2 separate regions of the Homo sapiens genome follow, and region 2 is linked to region 1. Evidence: read pairs that join two places in POLR2A ChIA-PET (ENCODE). Cell type or tissue: B cell. All regions are shown on one strand. Each heading gives the region's core, and the rest is flanking DNA. Links, peaks and the distances in the headings are about the cores only. Region 1 overlaps ATP2C2 (ATPase secretory pathway Ca2+ transporting 2). Region 2 has its middle 36 kb from the start of HSBP1.

Region 1 (2,777 bases), core at 1-2,500:
TAGGGTCTTTATCCATGCAGTCAAATTAAAATGAGGTCACACTGGAGTTGTGTGGGCCCTAACCCAATGACTGGGGTCTTTATAAGAAAAGCAGACAGAGACGCTTGGGAATATAGCCATGTGCTGGCAGAGGCAGAGACTGCTGTGATACGTACACATGCCAAGAACGCGGAAGATTGTCAGCCACCGCCAGAAACTGGGAGAGGAAGAAAAGATCTTGCCTGCAGGGTTCAATGGGAACGTGGCCCTGCCAGCATCTTGGTTTCAGAGTTTTAGCTTCCAGAACTGAGAGAACAAATTTCGGTTGTTTTAAGCCACCGAGTTTGTGTTGGTTGTTTGTTACAGCCGTGGAGACCAAGCAGCCATGGGAAACTCACACACAAAGTTGAATTGAAACTGTTTCCAAGTTCTTTTATGTGACTCCCGTTCCCTCCCCTCCCTTCATCTTTCCTTCCTTCCTCTTTTTTTTTTTAAAACAAAACTAGGATTATATTACGACGATTGTTCTGCAAAAGGTTTTTTTTTTAATTTGATGACATATCAGTGACGTCTCCTTAGGTCAAATCATATAACACCTCTTTTCTCTTTAATTTTATACTATTTAATTTTGTATTTTGTATTGGAGAATTCCAATCATATGCAGAAATAGACAGAATAATGGAATGAGCCCACATGACTCTGTTACCCAGTGCCAATGAGGGGAGCCAATCTTGACTCCTGTCTACCCCAGATTGTTTTGACACAAATCTCAGGCTTCCTAGCATTTCATCTATAAATATTTCTGCATATCTATGGCTAAAGAGAAGAACTCTTTAAAATATCACAATTACCATTATCATATCATAAAATATTAACAATTAGAGAAAATCAAATATTGGCCAATATTGAGGTTCCCTTGGGCTCCTAAACACTGCTTCACGCTGGTTTATTCAAATCAGGACTCAAGTGAGGTCCCAGCCTGCACTTGGCTGGGGTCTCTGATGGTTCTCTGCGTCTGCACGTTTCATCCTTGTGTTTTTCGTTTTGAGATGGAATTCTGCTCTTGTTGCCCAGGCTGGAGTGCAGTGGCGTGATCTCAGCTCACTGCAACCTCTGCCTCCTGAGTTCAAGTGATTCTCCTACCTTAGCCTCCTGAGTAGCTGGGATTACAGGTGCCCGCCACCACGCCCGGCTAATTCTTATATTTTTAGTAGAGATGGGCTTTCACCATGTTGACAAGGCTGGTCTCGAACTGCTGACTTCAGGTGATCTGCCTGCCTTGGCCTCTCAAAGTGCTGGGATTACGGGCGTGAGCCACTGCGCCCGGCCCATTCTTGTGTTTTTGTTGTAGTTTACATGCTGGGGAGGCCGGGCTGTGTGTCCTACAGTTCCCACAGTCTAGTGATCATGTCCCCATGGTGTCATTCAACGTGTCTATTATCTCCAGTATTTCCTGTCAACTGGTGGGTGGGCCTAGAATGGAGGCTTGGTGCAACTCAGGAGATGTGTTTGGCTGCCTGACAGCGTAGGTGCATCATGGCTGATCAACCTTCCTCACGATTTACCCTGAGTTTGTTTCCAGTTTTTGAGTGCCTCAGCTTCAAGGTGGGCCATTCTGGGTCATGGCAATGTCCTGATCAGCAGCGGGCACGGGCCCACTTGGAGAGAAGAAGTGAGTGTGTGTTTGGGGTTGGGTAGAGGGATGGGGGCCGTACCAGAGTCTGTAGTTTCTGGAAACAGAGTGGACAATCCTGTTTTCAACAAAGGATACATTAAGTGCCATTTAGATTATGGAGCTGTGTGATTGGAATCAACCCGGGGCAGATTAGGCCCCCGGGCCCCTATGCATTCTTAAGGAGATGAGGGGGGTGCCCAGGTAAGCATCCCAGGTAGGAGTCTCCCAAATGCAGGGCGAGGAGTGGCAGCGTCCACGAGCTCAGTCACCAACCCAGGGACTCTGTTTCCTGACTGTCACGAGACTGGACTGAGGCAGAGCAAGCCCTCACTTACAATGTATTGGGTCCAGGGCTATGTCCCGGTGGCCTTGAAACACCGAAATGACCTGGAGATCTGGCTGAAGTCGGTTGAGAAGTGGATAGGAAATGAAAAGATAGAGACAGCAAGTATAGACACTCCTTCTAAAAGCTCGATGTTGGCAAATGAGGAAGGAGCAGGTGTATTTCCAATGCAAGGCCCAGAAAAGAGGTTATGTTTAAAGTGGAAACCCATGCTGAGATGTTTATGGGAGGAGCCAGCAAAGAGGGGAGGAGGATAGAGGATGGGAGGCCAGTGGATGGGAGGCTATGGGTGTGGGGGGAGTGGGGGTGGAGGGGGCTGTGACCGACACAGGTGGGACCCAGGAGAGAGTCAGGAGGACGGTTTCTAAGTGGTGGACGGAGTTCCTGCCTGTAGCTTGTAAATGGCTTTAAAAAAACAAAAAGGCTAGGCATGGTGGCTCACACCTGTAATCTTAGCACTGTAGGGGGCCGAGGCAGGTGGATCACTTGAGTCCAGGGGTTCAAGACCAGCCTGGGCAACATGGCAAAACCTTGTCTCAATTAAAAATACCAAAAAAAATAAAAAAATAAAAAATAAAAAGGCCTGGTGTGATGACACACACCTGTAGTCCTAGCTTCTCAGGAGGCTGAGGTGGGAGAATCAAATTGCTTGAGCCTGGGAGGCGGAGGTTGCAGTGCACCAAGATCACACCACTGCACTCCAGCCTGAGCAACAGAGCAAGACTCTGCCTCAAAAACGAAAAACAAAATTCTTATTTTATTGAGGTGAAATTCACATAA
Region 2 (2,770 bases), core at 1-2,500, 550 kb before region 1:
TTCTGCCCAGAAACGTATACCATAAACACAGTAACATGACAAACTGTGAAAAAGGCCTGATTTCCTCAATATGAAGAGTGCTCCCATGTATGAATTGATAAGGCTCAGGACACACCACCCCAAAATATGAATCAAGGAGACCGCCATAGGCCACCCAAATATGCCTCTTTGTCATAAGGATTATTTTGACCTGGTTATTTTGAGAAACTGCAGACATAAAAGATCTGAAAAATTATCCTTTGTAAGAGAAATTGGTATTTGTAAAGGAAATCTCCATTTGAAAGGATGTCTCCCTCTAAGACTCTGAATCAGCGGAGAAGCCTTCAACTTAAATCTGCGCAAGCTCGCTTCTGCTTTCCAGGGCTTGTCCTGGCCTTCTCACCTTAAAGGGGCCTTTCCCCACCCTCCTTACTTTGTTTCAGCAAACAATGATATTTAAGCCTGAAGTTTATACTCTTTTTTTTTTAAGATCGACTCGTTTCTTTGGGTCATCTCCCACGTATACAGGAGGGATAAATGTTTTTAAATTTCTGTTTGTTTTCTCTTGTGCATCTGTCTTTTGTTATAGGGAGTCCCGGCTAAGAATTATGAAGGACAGAGAGAAAATTCTTTTTCCTACCCTGCAGAATCAATAAGACAGACTGACAACTGCGCAGAAAAATAAGCAAGGCTATCAACAGACAGTCCCCAGTAAAACAAAAACAAACACTCACTAGTCTTAAATAGATGAGAAGCTCAATCTCACTTGTGGAAAAAATGAAAATTATGCAAGAGCTTCCCTTTTCTATCTATCAGACTCTGGCAAGGGGAAGAGGCTTTAAGTGCCTGCATGAGGCGGCGCTTAGTGTTTATATTTACTGTGTACTCTTAAGTCTTAGGGCCTTTTTGAATTTTATACCATGGGCATGTTTTGCCTTTTCAAAAATAAAGGTGTTTTAAGTGCAAGTATGCAGAAGTCCTAAGCAAAAGGGTTTGAAATGGAGAAGTTGCAGGTATTACCTCTTCTCCCATGGGGGCAGCTGCTCATTCACTCATGTCACTGACACTCCCTGAGCAACTGCAGTGCCTGGCATTGTTCTGGGCCCCGGGAAACGGCTGTGAAAAAGGCAAAGTCCCCAGCCTGGTGGCCCTCGTGTTCTGGCAGCGGGAGACAGACAATAAAGAAACGAGTCCCTATATGGTCTGTAGGTTATGACAGGTGACATCGAGGACTGGTAGGGAGGGGAGGTGAGGAGCACTGGGAGGGAGCTGGGTAGACTTTGCATGCTTTTTTTTTAGCATAGGTTGCTCAAGAAAGTCCTGAGCAAGACAGTGACATTTAAGCTGAGTCCTCAAAGAAATGGGGGAACCAGGCTGGGCGCGGTGGCTCACGCCTGTAATCCCAGCACTTTGGGAGGCCGAGGTGGGCGGATCACCTGAGGTCGGGAATTTGAGACCAGCCTGACCAACATGGAGAAATACCATCTCTACTAATAATACAAAATTAGCTGGGCGTGGTGGTGCCTGCCTGTAATCCCAGCTAGTTGGAAGTCTGAGGCAGGAGAATCGCTTGAACCTGGGAGGCGGAGGTTGCAGTGAGCCGAGATTGCGCCACTGCACTTCAGCCTGGGCGACAAGGGCAAAACTCCACCAAAAGAAGGAAAGGAAAGGAGGAAGGAGGGAGGAGGGAGGGGCCAGTCATGGAGCTATCTGGCCAAGGGGAAGCTGTTCTAAAGAGAGGAACCGCACATGCAAAGACGCAGCCACAGAGGTGAGGCTGGTATGCACCAGTAGCAGCAGGAAGGCCTGCCATGCCGCGATGCATGAGTAGGAGGGAAAAGGGGAGGAGGAGAGACCGAAGAGACAGTGCTGGGCCAAACAGAGTGGGATTTTGTACATCACTCCAGGGTCAGGGGGAAGCAGGGTCATGCCGTGGTGCAGTGCCCAGCACAGAACCCTGCACCTCTGTAAATGACTATTGGATTTGAATTTCAAATGCAACACCTCATCGTGTTAAGGGAAAACTCCCTTTACTATTTTTCCACTATTTTATGAAAACAGAGTGTTGAATCATGTTTTAAAATTGTCTGTTTCAATTATTAAAGCCTTTAAATATTTTCTCTTATTCCACGATAAATTACCTTAAGAACAAAGCTTATTTGGCCTTGGTGACTTTTCTTTAATGAGTTGTTTTATGCTGGTTGGTAAAATTTTATGAAGGACTTCTGCATCTATCATTACAAGTGCTATTGGTCTGTAATATTTTTGAGAAATGGGATTTTTCATGGTTCTAGGATACTCCATTTTAATAGGGTACCATAATCATCTAAGTTTCTGGGATTGAATACTAGAGAAGGGATTGCCTTAATTGTCTGTCTCTCTCTCTCTCCCTTTCACTCTCGTGTGTGAGTGCACGCGCATACACACACAAATGGGATCAAAAAATACATATATTTAAGACATAGATATATAGTGGGATTCAGATTTCTGTACCTGACCACCCACTTCCTCATATTCTGTAGAATTCATCTGGTCTCTCCCAAGGCCCCGTCTCAGGGATCATGGAACAAACTGCCTTTTGTCCCAGCTGCTGAATCAGGTCACACACAGCTGGCCGCTGGCCGTGCTCAGCCTCTCTCAGTTCCGTCTCTGCTTGCCCACCCCTCCCTGAGATGCGGTCTGGGTGTTTGGGAGACCAGGGGCCCCCATGGTACCCCTGACAGCAGAGGGAAGCACTTCTCAGGTCCAGGCGGTGACCATGATGCGGTGCCGAGAGCCCCGTGGGCCTCCA

The links. Peaks named below come from ENCODE experiments on the same cell type or tissue, not always from the same donor. Only the 100,000 strongest peaks of a DNase experiment are listed, where the experiment ranks them.
Region 2: POLR2A ChIA-PET joins it to region 1 with 5 read pairs; 2 of 35 experiments call an interaction of 5 or more read pairs at or near these places.

What each region holds. Positions count from the first base shown.
Region 1 is chr16:84,391,455-84,394,231 of GRCh38, forward strand. The region is part of intron 1 of ATP2C2 (ATPase secretory pathway Ca2+ transporting 2); the gene reads left to right. Among named protein-coding and RNA genes, the nearest start is that of ATP2C2, 24 kb to the left of the region's middle. In B cell, for the core only: no CTCF peak of the experiment used is centred there; no DNase peak of the experiment used is centred there.
Region 2 is chr16:83,842,158-83,844,927 of GRCh38, forward strand. No RefSeq gene overlaps it. Among named protein-coding and RNA genes, the nearest start is that of HSBP1, 36 kb to the left of the region's middle. RefSeq lists an enhancer at 1-157. In B cell, for the core only: no CTCF peak of the experiment used is centred there; DNase peaks (open chromatin) are centred at 1,074 and 1,744; H3K4me3 peaks cover 1,424 bases; H3K27ac peaks cover 2,188 bases.